Linked DNA regions of Homo sapiens: region 1 is linked to region 2. A link is an interaction called in ENCODE POLR2A ChIA-PET data of the cell type or tissue named here. Cell type or tissue: PC-9. All regions are shown on one strand. Each heading gives the region's core, and the rest is flanking DNA. Links, peaks and the distances in the headings are about the cores only. Region 1 overlaps MX1 (MX dynamin like GTPase 1). Region 2 overlaps FAM3B (FAM3 metabolism regulating signaling molecule B).

Evidence for each region. ChIA-PET counts read pairs that join two places held together with the same protein. Peaks named below come from ENCODE experiments on the same cell type or tissue, not always from the same donor. Only the 100,000 strongest peaks of a DNase experiment are listed, where the experiment ranks them.
Region 1: POLR2A ChIA-PET joins it to region 2 with 27 read pairs; 2 of 35 experiments call an interaction of 5 or more read pairs at or near these places.

The regions. Positions count from the first base shown.
Region 1 is chr21:41,440,845-41,455,669 of GRCh38, reverse strand. MX1 (MX dynamin like GTPase 1) reads right to left here. Exons shown (of 17, transcript NM_002462.5): 9 at 14,645-14,783; 10 at 13,756-13,954; 11 at 11,804-11,882; 12 at 10,100-10,222; 13 at 9,529-9,670; 14 at 6,375-6,533; 15 at 4,427-4,503; 16 at 2,801-3,049. Among named protein-coding and RNA genes, the nearest start is that of MX1, 22 kb to the right of the region's middle. RefSeq lists an enhancer at 2,276-3,475. In PC-9, for the core only: no CTCF peak of the experiment used is centred there; a DNase peak (open chromatin) is centred at 8,879.
Region 2 is chr21:41,342,640-41,357,464 of GRCh38, reverse strand. It overlaps FAM3B (FAM3 metabolism regulating signaling molecule B), which reads right to left. Exons shown (of 8, transcript NM_058186.4): 4 at 12,931-12,989; 5 at 11,729-11,779; 6 at 10,365-10,452; 7 at 8,741-8,873; 8 at 1-357. The coding sequence ends at 268. Among named protein-coding and RNA genes, the nearest start is that of MX2, 12 kb to the left of the region's middle. In PC-9, for the core only: no CTCF peak of the experiment used is centred there; no DNase peak of the experiment used is centred there.

The DNA.
Region 1 (14,825 bases), core at 7,759-10,258, 98 kb before region 2:
GCAGGGTACAGAGCAGCACGTCCACTCCTCTGCTAACCTTTGTGTAAAAACCATTATAAAATGTATATGCATGGGAGCTTTTGAGTGCATGAGTCAGCCTCGGAGGACAGAAATGAACCCGGAGAAGGGCTGCTTCTGTCCAGGGAGCTGCTTGGCTCGGAGACTCCTCTGCCATTGTCACTCATCCTATTGTTTGGATTCTGTGCATGTATATGCCTCACCTACTCTCAAGGTAACTGTTCATTCTAGGAGGCAGTGGAAGCAGCGGACAGGTGTGAGCTTGGCTGCAGGAGAAGCTGATGTGCATGCCTGTCTTCCCCTTAACTGGCTTCACTCACGTGCATGCAGCTCCCAGTGTCTGGAGGAATGGATGTTGACCCTCGGTTTAGAGCCTTGCTCCTCCAAGTGTGGCCTCTATCCAGTAGTATGGTGACCCCTGAGAGCCCGTTAGAAATGCAGAGGCCAGGCATGGTGGCTCACGCCTGTAATCCCAGCACTTTGGGAGGCCGAGGCAGGCAGATCACTTGAGGTCAGGAGTTCAAGACCAGCCTGGCCAACATGGTAAAAGTCCATCTCTACTAAAAATAGAAAAAATAGCTAGGCATGGTGGCAAGGTAAGCCTGTAATCCCAGCTACTTGGGAGGCTGAGGCAGGTGAATTGCTTGAACCCAGGATGTAGAGGTTGCAGTGAGCTGAGATTGTGCCACTGCACTCCAGCCTGGGTAATGGAGTGAGACTCGGTTTCAAAAAAAAAAAAAAAAGAAAGGCAGAATCTCAGCTTCATCCTGACCTGCAATCAGCATCTGCATTTCCACAAGATCCCAGGAGGCCTCTGTGCTGGGTGGAGTTTGAGAGGCCCTGCTTTAAAGCATCCAAATAGTAAGGCAATGGGGACATCTGATAAACCGAGAGATTACAATTTGCTTTACCTCCTCAGGTGTTTACACATCCCAAGGGCTCTACCTGAGTTGTGTCTGTGTTCACTGCCTCCTTCCCTAGGATGAATTAGATTGTACTTCAGGTTAACTGAATCGTGCAGTATCAACCAAAGCATGTGTCTACGCGATAGCTTCCATTTAGTCTGCTACCATTGCATTCCAATGCTGCACTAAGGAAATTGTTGTAAACCAGAAATAAAATCCTATGCCTTCCAGCCAACTCAACAGACCCCCTCTTGGCCAAGTGGACCCCAGAGAAACCTGAAAATCTGAATTCCTGGCCGTAACAGGAAGAGAAGCCAGGCCCTTTTGGAGTTTAGGTTGAAATTGAGATCATAAGGTTGGCCAAAAAGACTCTGGAGTAGTAAGATACCATATTATAAAGTCATGTGAGGCAGGGGTTAAGTCACACACACCCCACAAACCATGAAATCTCCTTGGATGAGTTTCCATGAACTCAGTATAAAATGGCTTACTTTCCAACCCGACTCTGGTATAGCATCACAAGACAGATTGCAGACCCTAAAGGAAATACAAATATTTTACCTAAAAATATATTTTGTGGACATATTTTGAAACGGCTGTAACAGGACCAACAGATTGAAATGGCCCTGCCATGTTTTGTGGGGGGGGAATTTGCACCTGTAGAGAATCTCCATTAATGCAGTCAGACCTCTCCCCTTCTAGGCCTTCCCTGAATCTAGGAGAGATTAACTGAGAGCCTGCTGCCTCTAAGGCCTGAAAAGAAACATTTACCATTTATTCTCTCTGAAGGCTGCTACCCAGAGTCTTCATCTACATACCTTTGGCCTCTAACACTGCCTTAACTCAGGCATTTCTTTCTATTGATGTCAAGTTTGTAGACAAAGTTTAACTCTTTCAAGCAATCGTCAACCAGAAAATCTCTGAACCCACCTATGACCGGTAAGCTCCCCCTCCTTCAAGGTGTCCTGCCTCTTTAGGGAGGGCAAGTACACCTCCCATGTATTGATTTATGATTTTACCTACAATTCCTGCCTCTCTGAAATGTATAAAATCAAACTGCATCCTGACAGCCTCAGGCACACTTCCTCAGGACCTCCTGAGACTGTTCCCAGAGCCATGGTCCCTCATATTTGGCTCAGAATAAACCTCTTTCAAATATTTTAACAGAGTTTGGTTTTTCCATTAGCAATCCATTATCATCATCCACACTCGTCTCCTGGAATATGCACTAGAATCTATGAGGAGACACCATTTTACAAAGAAAGCTGAGGCTCAGAGAGGTTAAGTAACTTGGCCAGAGCTAGACAGCCATCAAAACCAGATGTCACTGGCTCTAAGCCACCATCTCTCTGTCTGAGGTTGAGCTGCTTCTACGAAGGCGATATGGTTTGGCTCTGTGTCCCCACCCAAATCTCATCTTGAATTGTACTCCCATAATTCCCACCTGTTGTGGGAGGGACTCAGGGGGAGATAACTGAATCATGGGGGCAGTTTCTCCAATACTGTTCTCATGGTAGTGAGTAACTCTCATGAGATCTGATGGTTTGATAAGGGGAAACCCCTTTCACTTGGCTCTCATTCTCTCTCTTGCCACCGCCGCCAGGTAAGAAGTGCCCATTGCCTTCTGCCGTGATGGTAGAAGGCCTCCCCAGCCATGTGGAACTGTAAGTCCGTTAAACCTCTTTCTTTTGTAAATTGCCCAGTCTCAGGTATGTCTTTATCAGCAGCATGAAAATGGACTAATACAGGAGGCTAACAAGGAGGTAAACGACAGAGCTGACCAACGTCACCTACAGAGAGAGCAAGACTAAAGAGAGAGGCGTTCAGAAGAAAAGGAAAGAATGGAAGCTGGCATCCTGAACCACGCGAAGACGTACCTGGTGATAGGCCATCAGGTGCTGAAAGATCTCCTCCATGGAAGAGTCTGTTGCCGAGCTGGACTGGAAAGCCCCAAAATCCCAGGATTTCTTCTTCTTTTCTTCTTCCAGCTCCTTCTCTCTGACCTTCTGCAATGCACCCCTGTATACCTGGTCCTGGCAGTAGACAATCTGTTCCATCTGGAAGTGGAGGCGGATCAGCTTCTCACCTTCTCTCTCTTGTTCTGCTCTAATGTCTTCAATTTTGGACTACAGTAAAAAATAAATAAATACAGTTTCCCTCAAGACACAAATTCCTGAGTCACAGGAAAGTAGGTAAGAAGTCCGTAAATACCAGGTTACCCAACGTGAGTGAAACAGCACGTTTCCTGGAACAGCCCTCTGGGCCGCGCCCTGGTGTATCTAAGGCAGGTTTCTAGCCCTGGCTGAGGGTCAGAGCTTCCCAGGAGGCTTGAGCCACAGATGGGCCGGACCCCCATCCCGGGGCCTGGGGACCTGCACAGGCTTGCTTTCAGGCCCCGTAACTCAGCTTCTTTCCTTTCTCTTTTAGGGGCTTCTATATCTGATGGCGAGGATTGTCATATCCATCAGATAATCCACAGGGATGAGCAGGAAAGCCATGTTTAAGTCAGAAAATTATGTTTTATGTTCCCGGGGTTTAGAGAAACTGGTTGCCAAAACCTGAGGAGGAGAAACTTCACCCCTGGACCCTCCAGGCCTTGAGGAGAGGCACAGTGCACAGTGGCAGGTGCATCCTAAACATCTTACTCCACGTCCATCTCAACCTTCTGAGGAAGGCCTTATCAGTCTTCTTTTATGAATGAGGAGTCAGGGGCACAGGCTGGAAGTGGCACATCCCAAGGCCTCCAGCTGGTGAATCATGGGGCCAGGCTCCTCATCTGTGCCGGGGACACCTATTTCTAAGAGTGGCTAAGTCTGGTCTCTTGGCCCAGTCTGTCCCCCAGGCTCATTTCCTGTAGGCTCTTTCCTCACTCTGGATGGAAAGTTTTTTTGTTTGTTTTTTTTTTTTTTTTTGAGACGGGGTCTCGCTCCATCGCCTAGGCTAGAGTGCAGTGATGCAATGTTGGCTCACTGCAACTTCCACCTCCTGGGCTCAATCAATTCTAAAGTGTCAGCCTCCCAAGTAGCTGGGATTACAGGCATGCACCACCACGTCCAGCTACTTTTTTGTATTTTTAGTAGAGATGGGGTTTTGCCATGTGGGCCAGGCTGGTCTCAAACTCCTGGCTTTAAGTCATCTACCGGCCTCAGCCTCCCAAAGTGCTGGGATTACAGGCTCATCATGCCCACTCGGGCCAGAAATATTCTATTTTTATATGTAGTTTCCTCAGTGAGTTTCTGGATTTGGAGCCATTGCCCTTAGATGTGATAATCTTCTCCGCTAACTGTGGATCTCTTGTTCTGTGCGTTTAAGCACTCCCTCCTTTATTGCTTTTAACCAGACATCACCGGTAACATCAGAAGAAGCACTAGTGAGTGATGTTATTTGCTGTTCTAAAAGTATACAATAAAGTTGAAATAATCCTCATCCAAGAAATCTATTTTCTAGTGTCAAGCTTAATTTCTTTTCTTTTTTTTTTTTAAACAACACATGGTTGGTTTTACCTTGGCGGTTCTGTGGAGGTTAAAAAACTCTTCAAAATTTTTTATCGAAACATCTGTGAAAGCAAGCCGGACCATATCTAATCAAAGAGAGAAAAATAGTTCAATATTGGTAGGATCATTTGTTCTCTTCTTAAGATGCAAAAAAATATGAGGATCAAATGGTATGAAGTAAAGTTTCCCCTCTCCCCGCTCCCTTCTTCTCTTTACCATGAAAAAGCAAGGCATGCTCTTTTTGCTTAATAATTTGCTGGAAGAATCTTAAAAGCAAATGACCCCTGGCATACATTTATTTGATATTTAAACTTTTTATCCTAAATAGCTGCAAAGAATGTAATTTCTTTTAAATTATAAATATTAATATTTTATAATACAACTCTTAATATAAGTCAAATCACTCTTAAATATATCAATGGAATTTGAGTGTCTACATTATCCATTTGAAAAAAATACAAGAACAAGCTCTTAGATTAAAAAATTTATATTATTTATCTTTTATTTTTGAAACTCATTTCTATTCTACTTCCTCACAGAATTTTATTGTAATACAAGGTATAGTATCTTTATGATTGAAAACCTCTTATTGATCTCCATGTCATACATTTCTGAAAAAGAAATAGGTATATCTATGTTGATTTTTATGACTATAAGGCTCTAAGTATTATAAACTTTCCTCTGGAATGAGTTAAGAGTCTACAATGGACCAAAACAACATGATTGCAGGTTTTGGTATATGATTATCAGGGCTAAAAGGTCAATTTTACTGGAAATACACCTCTGAATGAGCTGTTCTGAGGCTATCTCCAGCTCCTTAGTTCATGGATCCATGAGTGATTATTAATTACTGCTAAGATGAGGCAGCTGAAGTGTGAGTAAGGATACTGTCAGTCAAGGAGAGGATGAAGAATAGAGATTTAATACCTGGAAAACCAAGAAAGCAAAGCATTTCAAGAAGGGAGTGGATCCACAGTAGGATCTAGTTTCCTACCTATCCGTGACACACCTAGATTCCTACAGCACTCCAAAAGGTTCCAAACACATCTACACGTGCAGTTATGGAACCATTGGCTTTACTCCTCGGAGATTTCAAATAAACAGCCGATTTTGAGTGTGAAGCCAGCATAGCAGTGGAGCAGGGGGGAGGTGTGGTGTGATAGGAAAAATATAAATATTTTGTCTTTGTCCCCATTTCCTAACATAGAGCCCCTACATCTCTTGGAATGTCCAGCCTTAGGAGTATCTCGTGTTTTGAAGAGATGATGCCTGGTGGGCCCCTACATAGCTTCAGGATTGGGGCCGGGCACTAGAAAGACCAAGCCTTGGCTAGAAACTTAGAACTTCCAGCTCCACAGAGGAGGGAGGGCCTGGAGATTGAGTCAATCCTCCATCATGCCTTCATGATGAGGCCTCCATAAAACCTTCTCCGCGGTGAGGTTCCAAGAGCTCCCTGGTTGATGACCACATCTCTGTGCCATGAGGATGGTGCCCCCAACCCCGTGGGGACAGAAGCTTCTGTGTTCAGGCCCCTACTATGTGCCTCTCCAACAGCTTCATTTGTGCCCCTTATCAAATCCTTTCTAATAGACCAGTAAATGTCAGTGAAGTGTGTTCCAGAGTTCTTGGTTGACCTGAGGAATGGGTCGCAAGAACCTTGATTTATAAACAGTCCATCAGAAGAATAGGAGGTCTGGGACTTGTGACCGGCATTTGTAGTTGGGGCCAGTGTTGTGGAACTGAGCCCTTAAGCTATGGGGTCCACACTGACTGAGGGTAGTTAGTGTCAGAATTGAATTGAATTGTTGAATACCAACTTGGCATCTGGAGAATGAGAGGTTTGCTCGTTGGTGTGGGATGCACCCCAGGAGGAAAGTGCTGAAGTTTGGTGCTGGCTTTGGTTCGAACCTTTCCTTTCTTTAGAAATCAATGCTCAGAGGTGAAACTGAGCACTCACCCGTCACGGTGTGTAGCATATCCACAGCCGGCTCTTCCAGTGCCTTGATTTGCTGTTTCACGATTGTCTCAAATGTCCTGTAATTCACAAAGCCTGGCAGCTCTCTACCACGATACTGATTTTCAAATTTCTGGATTTTTCTACTCAAAATTTTATGGCCTATAGCAGGAAAAAAAACCCTCTAAATTATTTTACAAAAATAATCTTGCACATTTTTCTAAACACAATACCATTCTAAATTTTCTGAAAATATAAATGGCAAGAAAAAGTGGTATCAAATCAAATCTAACTGGTAAACTAAAAATATCCAGGGATTACACACACACACACACACACACACACACACACACACACACACACACACAAAACCAGATCTGAAGATAATTTTCCTTAGTCATCTCAGGAAGGGGAGTGCAGAGCCAGGTACGATGCCAGGAACCCACATACGCAGAAACTTCGAGTAAGACCCTTTTTTTTCATTTGTTTGTTTGTGACAGAGTCTCGCTCTGTCACCCAGGCTGGAGTGCAGTGGCGTGATCTCAGCTCACTGCAAGCTCTGCCTCCCGGGTTCACGCCATTCTTCTGCCTCAGCCTCCCAAGTAGCTGGGACTACAGGTACCCGCCACCACGCCCGGCTAATTTTTTTGTATTTTTAGTAGAGACGGGGTTTCACCGTGTTAGCCAGGATGGTCTCAATTTCCTGACCTCATGATCCACCTGCCTCGGCCTCCCAAAGTGCTGGGATTACAGGCGTGAGCCACCGTGCCCGGCCAAGACCCCTTCTTAAAAACGTACTCGAGTATGAAGTTTTGTGAATCCAATTTTAGTTTTACCAAAGAAATTGTACCATAATACACTCCTTGCCCTCAACTGCATGCCCATTAGAAATGAGCATGAACACTTTCTGGAATTAACAATACATCACATATTCATGTGTCGAAAGTATTGCCATGTGTAGAAAGTGTTTACAAGTCAAATGGGATAACAGAGTAAACCAGGCACATCAACTTGTATGAATGTGATACAGTAGCACTGTTCACTGTGTAAGATGCTGCATTTTTCTTTAAACTTTTGGAATGATTTGTACTCCCAACAATCCACACTAGAGAGAGTTAGCCCCATCAGAAGTTCAGAGGGTTTGAGTTCCTTTTTGAGTGGTAATCTAGAACACTTTTTTTAGTCAGGAAATATTTTCCCATAAGGATTTTTCTAATTGAGATGTCATTTACATAGTATAACATTCACTCTGTTAAAAATATATGGTTCAGGCCAGGCACAGTGGCTCACGCCCGTAATCCCAACACTCTGGGAGGCTGAGGCCAGTGATCACCTGAGGTCAGGAGGTCGAGACCAGCCTGGCCAACATGGTGAAACCCCATCTCTACTAAAAATACAAAAATTAGACAGGTGCCTATAATCCCAGCTACTAGGGAGGTGGAGGCTGAAGCAGGAGAATCGCTTGAATCTGGGAGGCAGAGGGTGCAGTGAGCCGAGACTGAGCCACTGCACCCCAGCCTGGGCAACAGAGTGAGACCCTGTCTCCAAAGAAAAAGAAAAAAAAAAGTGTATGGGTGAGTGAATTTTAGTATATTCACAAAGTTGTGCGACCATCCCCAGACATAACTCCCAAACCCCACATCCATCACCCATCAGTGATAACTTCCCACTTTTCCCTCCCCAGCCCCTGGCAGCCACTATTCTGCTTTCTGCCTGCCTGGGTTTGCCTGTTCTAGCCATTTTCTATCAATGGAATCATAGACCGTGTGGCCTTTGTGGCTGGCTTCTTTCACTCAGCATGACATTTTCAAGGTTCATCCATGGGGTGCTGTGGACCAGCACTCTGTGCCTGTCTGTGGCTGGAAATATTCCAGGACTTGGTGTTACGGGCTGAGCTTGAGTTGTGACCTCTTCAAACTCCAATGTTGAAGTCCTAACCCTCAGAAACTCAGAATCTGACTGTGTTTGGAGACAGGCAAAGAGGTAATTAAATTGAAATCAGGTCACTAGGGTGGGCCCTCATCCCATCTGCCTAGTGTCCTTGTGGGAGGAGATGAGGACACACACACTGAGGGACAACCACATGAGGACCCAATGAGAAGAGGCCATCTGCAAGGCAAGGAGAGAGGCCTTAGAAGGAACCAGCTCCACCAACATCTTGATCTTGGACTTCCAGCCTCCAGAACTGTAAGAAAATAAATTTCTACTGTTTAAGCCCCCCCAAGTCTGTGGTACTTTGTTATGACAGCCAAAGCCAACCGCTACACACAGACACAAGCCAGTTGGTTTATCAATTCATCAGTGGATGGTCATTTGGGTTCAGTGATATAGAAGAGAGCAAACATGGCTTTAGTTGTCACTAGCTCCTTATCCTGACCATCCTCCCCAACTGCCCCACTCTTCTCTGTCTTAAGCCAACGTATCAGGTTTACCACGGTATTGACTCATTGCTATGGTCTACATGTTGGTGTCCCCTAAAAATTCCTATGTTGAAACTTAATCCCCAGTGTGATGGTATCAACAGAGGAGACCTTTAGGAAGGATTGGGTTATGAGCACTCTGCCCGCATAATGGCATTCCAGGCATATCTTGTTTTATTGCACTTCACTGATACCGTATTTTTTACAAATTGAAAGTCTGTGGCAATCCCATGTCAAGCAAATCAGCACCATTTTTTTCCAGTAGCACATGCTCACTTTTTGTTTCTGTACCAGCAATTTTTTAGCAATAAGGTGTTTTAAACTAAGGTACATACATATTTTTTAGGCCTAATGCTATTACATACTTAATAGACTGCAGTAGGGCATAAATGAACTGTTTATGCACCAGGAACCAAGAAGTTTATATGACTTGCATTATTGCAATATTCTTTTTGTCTGGAACTGAACCCACAATATCTCTGAGGTATGCCTGTGGTACCCCTGTAAAAAAGAGGTCCGAGGAAGCTTGTTCGTCCCTTATCCCATGAGAGGACACAGCTAGAAGGTGCCATCTTTGAAGCAGAGAACAAGCTCTCACCAGACACCAAATTTCCTGATTCCTTAAGAATAGATTTCTCACCTCCAGAACAATGAGCAATAAGTTTCTACTGTTTATAAATGACCCAGTCTCAGGTATTCGGTTGTAGCAGCCCAAAAGAAGGGACTAAGACACTCACCTTCTTGAAAATTGTTTTCAATTATTGTACTCCATTTGTGGAACTCGTGTCGGAGTCTGGTAAACAGCCGAATGTCTTCCTCCCCTACAGTTTCCTCTCCTTGCATGAGAGCAGTGATGTCCTGATTAAAGGCATTAACTTTCTGTCAAGAAGAAAAACATCAGTATAAGTGGATAGACTTCAAATCCAAGTGTCAAGGTCATTTGGAGGCCGTGCCTATGTGGAGGGTGGGGAGTCATTCTTTGCTTTCTTATGGGACACTGTGGATCAGGGGAAAGAAGAGGTTTTGGCACTAGAAAATCCTATCCCACCCCTTACTGCCTTAGGGATCTGGGTGATGCTCGTGACAGAGTAGGCACAACGCAGCCTGAGCATCCCTCGCTGCTGACTCCACCCCCACATCTGCACTCCCTGCCCTGCCTCCCTCAGCCCTGTCCACCCTTTGAGTGCTACGGGCCAGATGTCTTTGGATCAGCCTTGGGGGAGTGAAGAAGGAAGTGCATAAGGCCCAGGGTCCCTTTTTTGACCATGACATGTGCTTCTCCAGCTCCATGCAGCTGGCAACACTCACATCTATCAGGAAGAACATTTTTTCATTTTCGTCTTCCGGTATGTCGACACCATACTTTTGTAGCTCCTCTGTTATTCTCTGGTGAGTCTCCTTGATTTGATTTTCTAACAGGGGCAGAGATTTCTGAGGAAAATGGAGAGAAAATAATGGAAATGTGTAAAGATGAACAGAGAATGAAAAGGAGGTCCCGGGCCTCCCTCTGCAGAGGAGTTGTGTGGGCCATTTGACTTCCTGGCTTCCTCTAAAAGGAAGCTTTTCCAGACCCGGGGGAGGTGCAGGGGGGCACACACTGGGGGCACTGTTTTCTGCCCAGGTCTTCCCCCTTCCCCACTCCTGCGACAGCAGCCTCATGAGCAGCACTGTGGCACCCACTGTGCATGGGTCCTAGGCCCCGGCAGAGTGACCCGGGAGCAGTTCCTCTGTGGTCATATTAGGTAAACTCTCTGGAGGGAGACTGGAGAGATCCACTTGTCTAGTAGGTTCTGAAAAAGTGGCATTTGGAGCAATTTGAGATTCAACAACTTTTATGTTGCTTGCAATCAATAAAAAGTGATCAGAGACTTATGTTTTTAACAATACGGTTGACGCCATATGCTGGCTCACCCTTCCACGGCAAACATCTAAAAATGCCAGCTGACATGTGAAAGCTGCACCTTTAAATGTATCGGTGGACTCACAAGTTAGTGAGGGGTAGTCAGAGGCCAGCCCCAGTAACAGTGGCCAGGCAGGGGCTCAAGGAGAAGGCAGCAATGAAGCCCGGCTCAGCCACAAGGGCATCTGTCTAGGTAAGAAAATTCGAACGGGAACTTATGAACCTGACTTGGTGCAGAGGCAAAAAATCAATCCCCATGGGCTTGCTCGAGGTGGGGAATCTAATAAGGAAGCATCCTCTTTCTGCATACAGTGGGACCCCAGAGAGCTCTGCACTCATCATGGTCGGCTGGAAACAACCCTGTTATGCACCCGCATTCCTGGGGACCACGTGGAAGACCTTGCACTCTGGTGCTGAGTTGAAAATTTGAAAAAGGCCAGTCTGGTCAACATGGTGAAACCCTGTCTCTACTAAAAATACAAAAATTAGCCAGGCATGGTGGTGGGCACCTGTAATCCCAGCTACTCAGGAGGCTGAGGTAGGAGAATTGCTTGAACCCAGGAGGCAGAGGTTGCAGTGAGCTGAGATCACACCACTGCACTCCAGCCTGGGCAACAGAGTGAGACTCTGTCTCAAAAAAAAAAAAAAAAAAAAAAAAAAGAAAGAAAAGAAAAGAAAAGAAAATTTGAAAAAGGAAGACACTATATTCAGGCAGACTTTTAAAAAGAACCACAGAGAGCTTTTACAAAGCTTTTAGAAGTTAAAAAATATGTTCATTAGAATGACTAAGACATTATAATAGTGGTTGTCAATGAGAAAGGAAGAGTTAGTAGCTTGTGCATAAGATTTTAATTTTTATTTTGGCCCAGTAGATATAGTCTATCAGCATTCCCCCTGACTGTGGTCCCCTGAAAAGGAATATCCACATTGTCTGGGGGCTTGCTGGAAATGCAGAATTCTAGGCCCCACTCCAGACCCACAGAATCTGAAACTGCATCTTAACAAGATCCTCAGAAGATCTGTGTGTACAGTGATGTTTAAGAAGCCAGCAAGGTTCAGCTCTGCGGTCGTAGTATTCTTTTTAGAGAACCCACAGCTCTGCCCGTGCTTACACAGATATGTGTGATGAGCTCGCTGGTAAGTTTTTCTGCCAGGCAGGGAACCGTGGCCTTTCCTTCCTCCAGCAGATCCCTAGAAGAGAACACAGGACCGATTTCCACCTTGATGTAGCCAGAACACGCATGTCTGCCTTTTTGCTGTTGGGGAAAGTCAAGGCAAATTTCAGTTGCTTACAACTGGATGGAATGTCTTGCAGTTGGTACCCAACAAATACTCAGAACTGGATTGAATAGGATTATGACTGAATTTTAGCAATCTAGGATATTTCCACAATGATATGGAATGAGCTCTTCCAGCTGATATAATAAATGTGTATCATGGTGTCTGACTATAGACTTGGTCATCACAAAAATACACAGACATGTATAGATATGTTTTTATAACACATACCCCCTTCTATGTGTAATATGTGTAGGTGATCATAATGGATACAGACATATCTTCATACAAATACATTGAAGCATATTGAGATAAATGGGTAGCAGAACACTGAGGAGAAGAGACACAAGATATCTTGTCCAAGATAAAAACTTAAACCATGGGCTGCCTGGAGGAAGGAAGTCAAGTATCTTCTCACTCGATCCAAATTTGTGCTCACAGAGTGAGTTATTACAGGGTTTCCCACATTTTATAGGACATTTTAGGATAAAGGCAGCAGTGAAGCATGAGTTTCTGTGCCTTTTTGTGAGTATACTCATACCTAAGCTTCAGTTTCTCTGTCAATTTTTCTAAATTGTGGTAAACTACATATAAAATTGACCATTTAACCATCTTTAAGAGTACACTTGAGTGGCATTAAGTACATTCACACTATTATGCAACCATCACCACTGTCTGTCTTCAGAACTTTTCATATTCCCAAACTGAAACAATGGCCCCATTAAACACTACCTGCCCATTCTCTCTCTCCCAGCCCCTGGTGCCCATCATTCTTTCTGTCTCTATGAATCTGACTACTCCAGGGACCTCAGCTAAGTGGAATCAGACAGTATCCGTCCTCTTACGACTGGGTTCTTTCACTTAGTAGAATGTTCCCAAGCTTCATCCATGTTGTAGCATGTGTCAGAATGTCTTTCCTTTCTAAGGCTGAAAGTATTCCATGTTTTTGTACAGACCACATTGCTTTCTGCATCCATCCATCAATGGACACTGAATCATCTCATCTTCTGGCAATTGTGAATGTGCAGAACAGGATGTAAGTTTCCATTTGATATTCCTGGAATTCTGAGTAATGGCTCTCTGTAGGCTTCTGGGAGAACTGAATGTAAGAATGTTTACAACTCTACATAGTCTCATCATTTTAAATCTTACCAATTTGTCAGTCTTTTCCTTTTAAAAAATGTCACTTTTGGTAGGAGGGATAGAAAAATCTTATAAACTATTCACCTACCTTTCTTCTGAGATGCTTATTGCTTCCTCTTAATATTTAACTTTAAACTTTAACTATTTTGGTATAATGAGATAAGTAAGGGCAGTATTTTAGTTTTTTCCCAAATATTAATTATCCTAACACCACTAATAGATACTCAAGCTGATATAGTCCACTATTTGATTTGAAATGCTGCATTTATCATGTGTCAAATATATATATCTAGGTCTATTTCTGGGCTTTCTACTTTTTTCCTATTCTCTTCTATTTATGTTTTTATAAAATATGGTTCCAGCACCATGCTACGTAAATTATTGTACATTGTTCTCTCCCTATTTTGATTGGTTTTTAGTTTTTTTTTTCTTGGCAGTATTTTGTAATCCCCTTCCTATTCTTCTAGGTGAATTCCATAGTCCTTGTTGGGGAACAAGCATAGTCACACACACACGCGCACACACACACACGCACACACACACACACACACTCCACACATCTGTGGGACGGCTGCCACTGTCCCCTGGAAGGCCTGACATCCTGGGCTTGGACTGATCCATGATGAAACCCAGGCAAGCGCACCTGAAATATGGGTGGTTCTCAAAGAAGATCTTCTCTCTCTGCAGGGCTTCGGACAGGCTCAGCTGGTCCTGGATCTCCTGCTGGCCCCGGCACTTGACAATCATGTAACCCTTCTTCAGGTGGAACACGAGGTTCCGCACCACGTCCACAACCTTGTCTTCAGTTCCTTTGTCCACCAGATCAGGCTTCGTCAAGATTCCTGCGAGCCAGATGTATTTGGGGAGAGAACGTGCTCAGTCACGAGGCAGAGGTGAACGAACAACTGCTCACGCCCCCGGCCTCCCAGGGTTTCCTCCCATCCTTGCTTGAGGACAGGCCATAGCCCCTGCAGAACCATGGGGGCAGTGGAGCCCCGCTCCAGAAAAGAACTCCACGACAAGCCGCGTGAAGGCAGGGATGCCTCCCAGAACAGCATGTGGCTCTCCCCAAGCTCCTTCACCCGGGTCCACTGTAGAACACGCCACGTTTTGTTTATCCCTTGAGTTATGGACATCCCATCTCAAATGCATTCTTAATGAGTACCATGTGCCTCCTGAGTTTGACCTGCTTCCGAGCCCACTGTGCCTTTCTGAGCAAGTAGATAAGGCTTACAAGGCAACCTAGCCAGTGAGAGTCAAAAGCAGCTCATTTCACTTGGCCTTGGTGGGCACCAAACCTGCTCCCTTAGCAGGTCTTAGTGGAGGCAGGTCCCCACTGAGCAAAGCCCATGGAGACTGGAGGGACGCTTGCCCACTGGCAGACCACCGAGCACAGGCGGGCTCCCCCATTCTCACCGAGCACAGGCGGGCTCCCCCATTCTCACCGAGCACAGGTGGGCTCCCCCATTCTCACCGAGCACAGGCGGGCTCCCCCATTCTCACTGAGCACAGTGGGGCTCCCCCACTCTCACCGATGGTCCTGTCTCCCTCGGGGTCCACCTCCTGGGCCATGCTGAGAGCCTCTGTGGTGGCGATGTCCACATTACTGGGGACCACCACCAGGCTGATTGTCTCCTGCCTCTGGATGTACTTCTTGATGAGTGTCTTGATCTGTAAGGAAATGAGAGGAGGTGACTCGTGAGTATGGCAAAG
Region 2 (14,825 bases), core at 7,331-9,830:
AACCCTCTTTCCAGCTTGAATCACATCATTCCCTTTAAGAATTTCCATTCATTTTAGTTTCCTGCTAATTGACATCTTCACTACATAAAATACTGGTATAAAAATACTGCGTACCAAGATTTGATACAACTAGCAAATGTTCATTGGTTTACAACAAACCCAAAATACTCATCAAATATGGGCTGTTGGATTTAGAAAAATAAGATTCTTGAGCGATTCCAGCTGCATTTGTTTATACAGAACACATTTACTCAGGACCCTGCAGTGTCAGCTTCGTTCTTTGGGTATGCAGCCTTCTATCTGGATCTCTGCAGGCCAGCCAGAATATCTGTTGTTCTTAGCATCAGAGTGGTTGATCTGTGTAGAGAAAAGAAGAGTTTTATTTATTCATTAATCTAATAAACAAGTATTTAATCAGTATCAGTTGTGAGCCGACACAACCACTTCCTAGATTTGGATTTGCTCCAACCAAAGCTGGGTGTTTGATTTCCAATACATTTCTTAATAATAATTTTTAAATTAATATATAATAGATGTACATATTTTTGGAGTATATGTGATAATGTGATATGTCCATATCATGTGTAAAGATCAAATCAGGGTCACTGGGATATCCATCACCTTAAATTACTTTTTCTTTGTGAGAGGAACATTCAAATTATTCTCCTTTATTTTGAAATGGACAATAGATGATTTTTAACTATAGTTGCTCTAATGATCTATTGAACACTATGTCTTCTTTCTTCTACCCATATATTTATACCGTGTTTCTTAATAATATTTGAAGCAGGTGTTAATACAGCTCTAGAACTTTATGCAATGATGGACATGTTCTATAATCTACCTGTCCAGTGGAGTAGCCCCTAGCCACACTTGCTTATGGAGTACAGATGGTCCCCAACTCATGGTGGTTTAACTTTACAATGGTGCAAAGGAGGTAATGCATTCAGTAGAAACTATACTCCAAGGACCCACACAACCATTCTGTTTCACTTTCAGTACAGTGTTCAATAAATTCCATGAGACACTCCATACTTTATTGTAAAATAGGCTTTGTGTTAGGTGATTTTGCCCAACTGCAGTCAACTGTAAGTGTTCTGAGCATGTTTAAGGTATGCTATGCTAAACTATCATCTTTGGTAGGTTAGGTATGCTACATGTAAATTTTCAATTTACAATATTTTCAAATACGATGCTTTTATTGGGATGTAAGCTGAAGAGCATCTGTACTTGAAATATGAATAGGGCAACCGATAAACCAAAATTTGAATTCTATTTAATTTTAATAAATTTAAGTATAAAATGTAAATTTAGCTAGTAGCTACCATATTGGACAGTGTAGCTCTAATGTTTAGTTTTCAACTCTGGGAGTAAAACTATGTGTGTGTGTGTGTGTGTGTGTGTGTGTGTGTGTGTGTGTGTGTATGTATTTTTTTCCCAGAGTCCTTGTATAGCTCCTTCCTCAGCAAATATGTATTCATCCCGAAGTGGGTTTAGTCCTCTATATCTTCAACTCTTTCACAGATAATAGAGCACCTTAACTTGATGCTTAAAGTAAGGTGCATTTTGTTAATAACCTTGGAATTCCAGTAATATATCCCTTTTTATATAACAGCTTTACTGGGATATAATTCACATAGTAAAATCCACCAATGTAAAGTGTACAATTCAATGGTTTTAGCATGGTCACAGACCTGTGCAACCATCACCATGGTCAATTTTAAAACATTTTCATCACCCAAACAAGAAGCCATGTGCCCATTAGCAGCCACGAATCTCCTTTCCCCCAACCCTAGGCAGACACGAATCTCCTTTCTGACTCTGTGGATTTTCTCATTCTGGAAATTTCATATAAATGGAATCACATAATATGTGACCTTTTGTGTTTGTTTGTTTGTTTGTTTGTTTCACTTAGCCTGTTTTCAAGGTTCATCCATATTGTAGCATGTATCAGAATTTTATTTCTTTACGTATTTGAATATATTCCATTGTATGGCTAAGCCATATTTTATATATACATTTCTTACCCATTAATCAAACATTTGGGTTGATTCCATTTTTTGGCTATTATAAATAATGTTGCTATGCACATTTGTGCACAAGTTTTTGTGTGGACCTATGTTTTCATTCTCTTGGGTATATACCTACAAGAGGAACTGTTGGGTCATAGGGCCACTGTATGTTTAACTTTTTGAGGAACTGCCAGAATGTTTCCCAAAGTAGCTGTACCATTTTACATTTCCTCCACTAGTGCATGAGGGTTCTAATTTCTCCATATTCTCACCAGCACTTCTTCTTATGTCTTTTTAAAAATCATAGCCAACCTAGTAAGTGTTAGGGGATATCTCATTATGGTTTTGATTTGTATTTTTCTGAAAATGAATGATGTTGAGCTTCTTTTCATGTGCTTATTGACCATTTGTATATCTTCTTTGAAGCAAAATCTATTCACAACTTTGTCCATTTTTAAATTGGGTTATTTGTCTTTTTATTATTGAGTTGTAAGAGTTCTTTATGTATTCTAGATTCAGGTCCTTTATTTGCAAATATTTTCTCCCATTCTGTGGTTTATCTTTCACTTTCTATAAGGTATCATTTGAAGCACAAAAGTTTTTTTTTAACTTTTAAGTTCGGGGTACACGTGCAGGATGTGCAGGTTTGTTCCATAGGTAAACATGCATCATAGGGGTTTGTTGTACAGATTATTTCATCACCCAGGTATTAAGCCTAGTATCCATTAGTTATTTTTCCTGATTCTCTTTCTCCTCCCACCTTCCAGCCTCCAATAGGCCCCTCTATTGTGTGTTGTTCCCCTCTATGTGACCATGTATTCTCATCATTTAGCTCCTACTTATCAGTAGGAATGTGTGACACTTGATTTTCTGTTCCTGCATTAGTTTGCTAAGGATAATGGCCTCCAGCTCCATACATGTCCCTGCAAAGAACATTATCTCATTCTTTTTTATGGCTGCATATTATTTCATGATGAATATGTGTCACACTTTCTTTATTCAGTCTATCATTGATGGGCATTTGGGTTGACTCCATGTCTTTGCTATTGTGAACAGTTTTGTAATGAACATATGTGAGTACGTGTCTTTATAATATAACAATTTCTATTCCTTTGCTTTTTGAATATTAAATTTTACTTATAACAAATATAATTTGTTAGGAATATTCCCAGTAATGGGATTGCTGGTCAAATAGTATTTCTGTCTTTAGGTCTCTGAGGAATTGCCACATGTCTTCAACAAAGGTTGAACTAATTTACACTTCCACCAGCAGTGTAAAAGCATTCCTTTTTCTCTGCAACCTTGCCAGCATCTGTTATTTTTTGACTTTTTAATAATAGCCATTCTGACTGGTGTGAGATGGCATCTCATCATGGTTTTGATGTGCATTTCTCTAAGGATCAGTGATGTTGAGCTTTTTTTCATATGCTTGTTGGCCACATGGATGTCTTCTTTTGATAAATGTCTGTTCATGTCCTTTGTCTTTTTAATGGGATATTTTTTCTTGTAAATTTGTTTAAGTTCCTTTAGATGCTGGATATTAGACTTTTGTTAGATGCGTACTTTGCAAAAATTTTCTCCCATTCTAAAGGTTGTCTGTTTACTCGATAGTTTCTTTTGCTGGAAGGACAAAAGTTTTAATTTGCTGAAGGGCAACTTACTTTTCTTTTGTTGTTAGTGGTGTCATATCTAAGAAACCATTGCTTAAACCAAAGTCACAAAAATTTATGCCTCTGTTTTCCTCTAAGAGTTTAATAGTGTTAGCCATTACATTTACGTATTTGATTTATTGTTACTTAATTTTTGTATATGGTATGAGGTAGGGTCCAAGTCTATTCTTTTCCATGTGAATATCCAGCTTTCCCAATACCATTTGTTGAAGAGACTATTCATTCCCCATTAAATAATCTTGGCACTGTTGCCTAAAGTCAATTGATCAAAAATGTGAGAACATGCACATCTGCTGGAGTCTCAATTCTATTTCATTTCTCTGTATGCCCATCTTTATGCCAGAGTGACAGTATCTCAATCACAGCAGCTTTGTGTTATGTTTTGAAATTGGAACATGTGAGCCCTGCAACTTTGTTCTTTTTCAAGACTGTTTTTGTTATTTGAGTCTCTTGAATTTCCATATGAATTTTAGGATGAACTTGTCAATTTCTACAAAATATATCAACTTGGATTCTAGTAGGAATTGTGTTAAATCTGTAGATCAATTAAGAAAGTATTGACATCTTAACAATATTAAAATTTCTGACCCATGAACATGGAATATCTTTTTTTAAGTCCTCAATTTCTTTCAACATGTTTTATTGTTTTCAGTGTATTAGTCTTGCATCTCCTACGTTAACTTTATTCCTAGGAATTTTATTCTTTTTGATACTGTTATAAATACAATTGCTTTCTGAATTTCATCTTCAGGTTGTTCATTGCAAGTAAAGAGAAGTATAATTGAGTTTTTCCATTGATTTTTGTATCCTGCAACTTCGCTAAACTTGGTATAAGTTCAAATAGTTTTTTAGTGGACCTCTTAGGATTTCCATTAAGTTGGTGCAATTACTTTTGCACCAGCCTAGTATACATAAAATCATGTCACCTGCAAACAGAAATAGTTTTACTTCTTCCTTTATTTATTTATTTATTTATTTATTTATTTTTGAGATGGAGTTTCGCTAATGTTGCCCAGCCTGGAGTGCAGTGGCATTATCTTGGCTCACTGCAACCTCTGCCTTCTGGTTTCAAGCGATTCTCCTGCCTCAGCCTCCTGAGTAGCTGGGATTACAGGCGCCCGCCACCATGCCTGGCTAATTTGTTGTATTTTTAGTAGAGACGGGATTTCACCATGTTGGCCAGGCTGGTCTTGAACTTCTGACCTCGTGATCCGCCTGCCTTGACCTCCCAAAGTGCTGCAATTACAGGGGTGAGCCACTGCGCCTGGCCTAAGTACTTCTTCCTTTCTAATGTGATAATGCACCTTCCCTTCCCTCCCCTCCCCTCCCTTCCCTTTTTCCTTCCTTCCATTCCCTTCCCTTTCTTTCTCAGGGAAGGTACAAAATGCCATGGGCATTACGGGCAGCAGTGGCAGGGCCAGAGAGGCTTCTCAGAAGAAACAGCCTTGAGGTGGATCTTTAAGGCTTTGTGAAGGCACCCCCTGCATGGAGGGAGGCATGTGCAGAGGTCCACATGTGGAAAGTTACAGCAGGAATATAAAGACGAGACCTGAACAGAGCCAGCATAGTGGCAAAGCGCTGCAGGGTATGGTAAGAGCAGCCACTCATGAGGCTTTGCTGGAGTGTTGAGCACACAAAGCATGGGAGGGGCTGAGTGGGGCTGAAGACAAGGGTCTGTGCTCCAGTTAGGATCACCAGAGACAAGACTCAGACCATGCTGGAGGCGATGAGAATGATGGCTCCTCCTGCTGCATCATGCTTGTCACACACACAGGGAGCAAGGCAGGCTCCGCTACCCACAGTTCAGGGTGCAGAAGAGGCGCAGGCCTATGAAGTGCCAAACTCAGGTCATGCAGTCGGGGTGGCCAAGTCCAGATCTGAACCAGGTTACCCTCACTTCCAAGACTCCTGTCCTTATTTATTTCTCAGTTTCCTTCCTCCTATAAAACCAAGAGGTTGGATGGAATAATCTTTGAAGTTCCTTATACTTTAAAATTCAATTCAGCAGGTAGTGGGGTCATTAAAGGCTCTGCATGAGAGTGGCCCAGGCGCTGTGCCTAGAAAGCTGACTCCTGGAATAGCAGGTGGAGTGGGAGTGAACATGGGGCTGGGGAGACCCCTGAGGACTCAGGAGGCCCTCCCAACATGGGTACACCACCCTTAGGGAAATACACCACCTGCAAGTCTGAATAGCCAAAGTAACACAGACACAAATGATTCCTCCAGTGGCACTTCTCTCAAGGTCTCGGTAAGACCTGTCTTGAAGCCCTGGCTACCAGTCCAGACCTCACCAACATTTGAGCAAACATCCTTTAGCGCCCCCAAACCACAGAACCTCTAGTAACTCTCCAGCACTGACTGCTTGCTGTGTTTAGGTCTCGTCTTTATACTCCTGTAGTAACTTGGATAACTTTTAGCTGACACAGGTGGGCAAAACAGGCATTTTCCTGAAATTCACTTGGAGCCACCATTTCCAAACACATTCCAATTCTCTAAACTCAGCCCTGGCTTTGACGTCCAGTCTTTTTCTTGATTTCTCCTGCTCCAGAAACTCTTTCATATGAAGGAAATCATAAGGAAGGACTACAACTTCCTCTGTGCAATTCCAATGAGGTTTTTGTTTTCTACGACTTAAACATTAATGAAGAACCTGTTTGATGAGATGTTAACATTTGAGTTAAAAAGGATTTCAGCCTCACATGCCAGCCTTTCTGGTACAGTCTGGACACTCTCATAAATCAGCTGGAGAACCGCACCATTGGTAGTAATAATAACCACAGACGCTCGTGTGCATGGGGGGGTCCCTGTGTGGCACAACGCCCGGGCTGCCAGGAGTACCTGCTCACCGCCGCCCTTGCTAGTTAAATAAGCTGGGGTGGTTAGATAAGGTGGGACAAGGCCCCTGGAGATGCTGAAGAGACTGTGGAACTGGGAAGGAAGGAAAGAGGAGGAGGAAAACAGGGTAAGAGCCGGGGAAGGAGCAGAGAAGTCGGAGGACGCTGTTAAGGGGAAGTGTGGGTGTGTATGTGAAACCAGGGCCTCCATTTTCTCCTGGAGATCCACGCAAGGAGGCTCCCTTCCCCGTGCATCAGAATCTCCAGGCCAGGCCCCACCCTCTGAGAAGCTGGTTCAGTTGTCCTGCGCACAGCCTGGACATCACTGGTTTTTGGGGAGACCCAAGTTGGGAGAGACATTGATTGCAGAAGCTGTGCGGAGGGATCTGGGTTTGGGGTGGGCTGGTGGGGCAGGACCCGGGGAGCTCCAGGAAGGCCCAGCTGTTCTGGGTTACAGGACTCCACTCTGAGATCCATGTGTTTCTCTTCTTTCATGTTCAGGAGCCCTTCTGTGGCAGGAACTATCTTTATTCACCTCTCACAGGTGATGATTCTGAGCACAGAGGGTTAGATAACTTTCCAAGACCACACAGCCAGCTGGATAAAGCCTGGACATTCTCAAGACGACAGCCTGTGGCATGGATCACACAAGGGATCGGAGAGATGGGGACCCAGTATTCGCTCCCCAGGGTCAGCCTGAGGAAATCCCGGGGAGAATGGGGTGCACACTGCAGCACAGCTGCTGGCCCTGGAGGAGGCAGGAAAGCTGGAGCCCAGAGAGGTGACGTGACTTGTTTAAGATCACACGACGTCCCCTCGCAAAACTAACACAGGACCGTAAGCCCCGGCTTCACTATTGTGTGGCTGGTTCAGCTTGCCCTCAGTGTGGGTCCAGGCAGTGGTGGGGCCCAAGGAGCCCCACCAATCAGAGCTCAGGGAGTGCCTCTCGGTTAGGGCAGACCCATGAGGGCTCACTGTGCATGCAAGTGCCCAGGCACAGTCATAAGCAAGGAGGGGTCGAGGCCAGGGCCCCGGGAAACATTCCCTACACGTTCTGCAGGGCTGGCTTCCTGGCTCTAGAGGAACATGAAGTCACAAGGGGAAAGCATGCTTGTGTAGATGCATGCTAAAATAACCATGGTTTCCGGGCCTCCGGAACATGAGACTAGAGGGGGTCACAGAAGGTCTAGGGTTTCCTGGGAACCAGTTCCAAGTTGTCTGGTTGTGTGGCCTGCGCTGAAGTCGCACCTTATCCAGCCCCCTTCTCCTCTACCTCAGGTGGTCATGGCAACAAGAAGATGCCGAGCTGCTTCTGTTGCTTGTCTTTCTTCCCAGACCCGTATCCACAGCACAAGGAGGCAGACTGGGACCAAATGTCAGAGCCTGAAATCAGAAGCGGCCTATTGCACACCCTGGAGATGTAGAAATCTCTGCTTTCTGGGAATTTCTGGCTAAGTGGAAAGGAGGCCCTTATCCTCAGAAGGTATAGTGGGGAAGTCTCGCGCCTTGGTCATGCAGCACAATTTCCTCCTCTTCTGCACCGGTTACTGCAGCACCGGTTACTGCAGCATCTTTTCCTGGAGAGCAGAACCCTCTGAAATTCTCCAGGATGTTGTGATTGTCATCGGATGCTCAGCTTGTTACTCCCACACATTTTGCAAACCCTCAGTTGGAATTTTCACAGGAGACTTAGTGGTTAATAAGTGAGAACGCCATTCTTTTGCTCTTTACTTCTCTTTGATAAATAAAGGCCATAAAGGGAGGGACTTAGAATCAATCACGTGCCCAGTTAGTACAGCAGCAGCAGCAGCAATGGAAGCCAGATTTGTGCAGTGTTGATTTGGTGTCCAGCCTGTTTTGAGTGTTTTGCATTCACCATGTCTGTTCATGCTCTCAGCCATCCTAAGAGGTGAGCTCTCTTACTTTCCCCATAGCAGGAGCTTGGGGAGGTAAACCTCCTGCCCAAGGAAGGAGAGGCCCAGGACAGACCATGTTGGCTGCAGCATGGTGAAAAACCAATACCAACAGCCCATTCAGAATTTTCTACTTTGAAAGAGATTGGAGAAGTTTGAAACTTCTGTCCGGATCTAATGCTGATCTCATGGAAACAGCTGACACAACTCTTATGTTTGGAGACGGAGTTATAACCCACCAGGAACGTTTTCAAGGCACAGCATTTACTATACTCACCATTGGTGGGAAGGGACATTTTAAAACCACTCACCTTTTCTCTCTGAATTTCGGAAGGGAGTTCCAAGCCTTTTGCTGCAATAAATACCCAGCTAGACCTGAATTTCATGTTCCTGATTTCTTTACTTCCAAGTGCTTCTATGGCATTCTTGGCATCGTTATTCAGTCTGCAGGACAAAGGGAAAAGCATGTGAGCATCTCAGGGAGACGTGGAGAGGAGAGGAACTCTGCTCTGGATGTGTTACGCTGTGCATCCTTGGATGGAGGTTTCTAAACACATTCATCTCCTGCTGCAGTGCATGACACACAGTGGCAGCTAAGAGGCACACATGCTTCTTGAGAATGTCACATTTCTAGTTAACCATTGGACATCCAGAGCCATTTTAGGCCCCAGTTTGGGGCACAGAATTCTACTTCTCAATTCTGGAAAGCCCTTGTGCTTTGGGGTTCAATCTCAGGCTCACACTCAGCCAATACAATTTTCGGCTATTGCTCTGCCCCTTGTTTAGTGACCACAAAATAAGGTGGAGAGAAGTTGCTGAAAGATGAAAGCAAATGCCAAAACTGCCCCCTTTTCATAATCAGAAAAGTCCACATCAAAAAGGAAAAAGAAATGTAAAACAATACTGCCACTGCAAACATTAAGATTTAGAGGAAGTGACAGGAGGGTAGACAGGAAAGTAAACAGTTAAGTTTAGATTGTTCTAAGTGAGTTAAGTCAGAATTTTTCAAAGTATGTGCCAAGGAACTTCAGTTTGGTAAGATGCTCCATGAAAAAAGGAATCTGATAAATTTGGGAAATGCTGTGGTCAGTAGCCCTGTCTGGGAAATTCACCACACAAATAAGCACTTTGAAGGTTCTTAGACATTCTGCAGCAAAGACACAGGTTTGGTTTACTTAGTAGGACACACTCTGAGAGGCACTGAGCTACATCCACTTCTAGTACAGTATTGAATGTGTATGTGTGTATTTCTTTATTCTTTTCCTCTTTTTTTTTTTTTTTTTTTTGAGACAGTCTCGCTCTGTCACCGGGCTGGAGTGCAGTGGTGCAATCTTGGCTCACTGCAACTTCCGCCTCCTGGGTTCAAGCGATTCTCCTGCCTCAGCCTCCTGAGTAGCTGGGACTACAGGTGCATGCCACCATGCCTGGCTAATTTTTTAATTTTTAGTAGAGACAAGGTTTCACCATGTTGGCCAGGATGGTCTCGAACCCTTGACCTCGTGATCCGCCTGCCTCGGTCTCCCAAGTGCTAGGATTACAGGTGTGAGCCACTGCGCCCAGCCTCTTTTCCTCTTTCTATAGGGAAATTATCTCAATTTCCTTTCACATTGCTGTAACTATTAATGCCACCCTGGGTTTAGGCTTTCTGTCCGGAGGTTAGTTTGTCTGTCCTAATTATGGTCAACAGTGGCTTTGTCTTGATTCCTTGAAATACTCCTTTGATTTAGGTTCTAGTACTTCTGTGGTTAGTGATTTAATTTTTTTTTAAAGAAATGCCATCTATTTTGTCATGATCTTTCATTCTTTTTCCTTAGAGAAGTACTTTGCTCCTGGACTTTCTGCTTGTCCCCAGAGGATGTCACTGAGAGACCCTGGCAGCCTCTGCCCCAGCTGGCTTCTCTTGCCCACCGCTGTGACAGACCTACACCCACTCACCTTGTGCTTCCGTCGTCATAGGTCACCATGAAGAGCAGGGATTTTGGAGCAGCACTCTGAATAAACTTTGTCATCGGTCCAGAGTTATCTATTGGGGGATGCAAGTCAGTTTTAGGGTCTTTGCTGTTCACTGAGGCTCTGCCTTGGGTGCTGGGCTTCCTCCTGCACCTGCATTCTGTGTCCATTCTGAATCCTTGGGGGTCCCAGCGCTCGCTGCTCAACCCTGCAGATGGTGTGCTAGCTCTGGACGTGTGAACATTCACTGGGGTACCATAGGGACTATCTGAGGTGAGTGGCACAGCGTAGAAGGAAAAGAACCTAACACTTGCAATAGGTGTTCAGGGCAGTAGTGAAAGGGGGTCAAGATAAGGAGCTTTTTTGACCAACAAACAAGAGAAGTGGAGCCCCTGGTAGAAAAAAAAAACCCTCCTTAGAAATGAGATCACCAAACTCTTAACAAGCAGCAGCCTGTGTGGCACAGGTGGAGTGTTCTCTGTAGTCACTGATAAAGGGCCACACCCACACCCACACCACGACCACTGAGCAGAGTGGCCTTGCAAACACACCGACGTGTGCAGGAGAGAGACTCCCACAGAACTCAAATACGAGACATGTGGACCGTGGGCAAGTCTGTGCCAAGAGACTTATCTATGCCTTATAAAATAAAGGTAAACCTCAAACCCTGTTACTCACCGCTGCGGCTCATTATTTACTGTTCTGCTTAGGTTAACTGCAGAGTACAACTGTGTCCTTCTTATTGGGTGGGTGCAGGCGTTTTCTATTCTTCGTCTTCACTATCTTTATAAAAACTTGTTTTTGAAAGTCTCATTGATATATAAAAATAAGAGGGGATAGTATATCCTGGCCAACAACTGCAGTCAAGAGTCAGTGCCTAGAAAGGAGAGACCATCGAGAAAGACTGGGCACCCGTGGGTTCCGGGAATGCTTGCCCTGAGCCCAGCAGAGCACTGTGAGTCACCAGGAGTAATCGTGACAGCTTTCAAAGGATGATGATATTTAGGGCTGGATGCTGGTGGCTTTATTTTACATATAATGTATTTGGCTTTTTTTTTTTTTTAAAAAAAAGGCTTTTTCTCTTTCTTATTATATCATGAGAGCTAAAAAGAGAAAGACTGAGGAAAACTAACAGAAGAAAAGACATTTCTAGATGATGCCTTCAAATGTTCTATGAATTCAATTAGAGTTTAAGAGGATCTACATAAGACCACTCTAGATTACTCAGGAGAGCTGCTGGCGTTTTTCTAGTAGACAAAATAAAAATGGTTGACATTTTTCTTTGTGCTTTTTAATCTTAATTTTCTGTTTAAAATTCATTTGAATTTTAACAGAAAAAATTTTCTTACCACCTTCATACATATCAAAACATCGTGTTGCTGTCACATTCCCAGTTACATCTGAAAATAAAAGAAATGGTATTTTAAAAGAAAGTTCACAGAACTAGGGCGCACTTGTGGCACCAGGGCCTGGGGAAGGAAATATTTCTTCCCTGTCTATCTCCAGCAAACACCACTGATGTAATGACCCAGCCTGCAGAGACAGGGCGGGCCCCTTGAGGAGAGTCCCCAAAACCAGGTCAAAGGAAAGTGCTGGAAGCTGTGCTAGAACTTTCTTCCAGTTTGCTTTGGGTTACACCTGATGGAACACTAATACCTCCCCCACCCAACTCATCTCACAGAAACACCAGAGACCCCTCACTCAGGCCCACCCGCCTCATCCCACAGAAACACCAGAGCCCCCTCAGCCAGGCCCACCCGCCTCATCCCACAGAAACACCAGAGCCCCCTCAGCCAGGCCCACCCGCCTCATCCCACAGAAACACCAGAGCCCCCTCAGCCAGGCCCACCCGCCTCTTCCCACAGAAACACCAGAGCCCCCTCAGCCAGGCCCACCCGCCTCATCCCACAGAAACACCAGAGCCCCCTCAGCCTGCCCACTTCCTACTTTACAGCCTCCTTCAGGGCTGTCAGATTGGGAGCATTTTATCTTCACTTCCACAGCCCTCACGTCTCGGGGCTATGCGGCCCACTCACTCACAGGGACGTTGTGGGAAACCCTTTCCTTCTCCTCTGGGCCCCTCAAAGGCAACTGTGAGAGAGCTTTATTCCAGACCTAAGAGAAAGGCCAAGTTTTGTTTCCCACGAGGTTGCAGTGGCTTTTATCACACAGAAGGATGAGATGGTCTATGGTGTCAGCCCCTGAGCAGACACTGGGACTCTGGGAGCAAATGAGAGGCTCAGTCCAGGACCACAGGCTGCACCCCCTTGGCGGCCCTTCTGGTGTTAACCCTAACTTTGGCCTATCCCTCTGTTTTTTTCTTTTTTTAAAATAAAGTCTATATTTGGTTTTCAGTTGTTTATTTGTTGTTAGAACCACAAATAATCTGTGAAGTGAGACTTGTAAAAATAATTGAGTATATAATCTTAAAATGCATTAAAATACAAACCTAGACTAAATCACGCGCAAAAGTCTCGAAAACCCAAGGTACCTTTGAAAATCTGACCAGAGAGCTTTTAGAGAAGTTTAAAGAAAATGTTTAGTAACTTACAGTTGACAATGGCAATGTTTATTCCTCTGGCAACATTTCCCAGCTGTTCTCCCATAAGTCTGAAATGGAGCTAAGCATTAGTCAAGTACCAAGAGGCGTGCGACTCTCCCCGCTCCGCGAAGTCTTCGCCTGACCAAATGTCAGTCTCATCTGCTGTCCCCCACCTTTTCCTTGAAAGTCTGCATTCGCCTTGGTGCAGCTCCCGAGACCGCCACCCCCATGTTCATCCACACACATCTATTCTCAGTGTCTACAGACTCAGTCCCTCAGGGGACCTGGACTCTCAGGGGACCTGGACACTGCATTCAATCTTATAATTTAGACAAATGGCTAGGGGGAAGAAAAACTAACATTTATTTAGCTCAGGCTCTTCACAGATGCACTTTATTGTTAATTTATTATCTATTTATTTATTGAGACAGGGTCTCACTCTGTCACCCAGGCTGGAGTGCAGTTGTGCAATCGTGGCTCACTGCAACCTCTGCCTCTCGGGCTCAAGCAATCCTTCCATCTCAGCCTCCCAAGTAGCTGGAAGTACAAGCGTGCACCACTACAACAGGCTAATTTTAAAAATTTTTTTGTAGAGACGGAGTTTTGCCATACTGCTCAGGGCGGTCTTGAACTCTTGGGCTCCAGTGATCTGCCCGCCTCAGCCTCCCAAAGTGCTGGGATTATAGACATGAGCCACCATGCCTGAGTATGTCACTTAATTTTTAACCTTTAAATTGTAGAATATGAAATGCCAAATTCAAGAGGATTGTGCCCTAAAATCAGGAAAACTAAATGACTTACCTGGAGATGGTAATTATTGCTGAAGATCACAGAAATTGTGTGTGTGCATGTTGTATATGTGCATGTTCCCATTGTCAAGTGTCAGAATCAATGACATGTTAGCTTTATGAAAATAATTTGGAAGGCTTCCTCCTTTTTCCATGCTTTGGAATAGCGAACACGGAACTTTAATATTTTGTTTTGACACCTTTACCTAAACTCCCCTATGAGTTTTCTAGGCTTAGTGCTTTTTGACAGGTTTAGAGACTATTCCATAATAACTTGAAGCAGAAAGAGATTTCTGATAATAGAAAATCGGCTAATCTAAACCGACTTTCTCATGGAGAAAAGCAGAAAACATGAGGCAAGTTTTGTTGTTGCTGTTGTTGTTAAAGATCTGGTTGTATACGTTAGAGACCAAATAAGGTAGTTAAGAATTTCCCAGGCCAAGATCTGGGAGAAGACTAAATTTCAGGTTGGTAAGTCCAGCGTTTAAAAGCTACTTTTAACCAAGGAGAATTTGCTGATTCCAGAAAAGGTGTGTAAGGAAGTGAACAGCCCTTCTGACAACCATGTGAGCCAAGGGAACAGAAGTTGGAAGCCAGGGTCAGGGCCATGTTAAATCTCCCACATCTTATTTGGCCTGGGGTCACAAAGGGTTGAATCCTGAAAGTGAGAGCAAACCAGAAAAAAATCAGAGCTTGTATAAACTTCAGCCTAGTTTTTAGTCAACTAGGTGGCCCAGAAAATCTTTAACACTTATTCAGGTCATCCTGTTCTGCTAAAGGTTCCAGGTCCCTGGGAGAAGCAAAGATAATTCCTCAGAAGAAGATATCATCCCATGCCTCAATTTTTTTAAAAAACAGGTGCAGGATCAAATGAAACCTGACACGTGAGGAAAAAGGCCAACGCACACAAGAGACAATGGAACCAGCAGAAAACAGTAGATAATAGTGACAGACTCACAGGCACTCTAAATGCTAGAGTTATCCAACTCAGACTTTAACTATAATGTATTCAAAAACATGGTTGATAAAATTAAAAATTTCAGAACTGAAAAGTACCAAAACTGACATGCTGATTTTAAAAAGAACCAGAATGAATTTCTAAAACTAAGATAATAT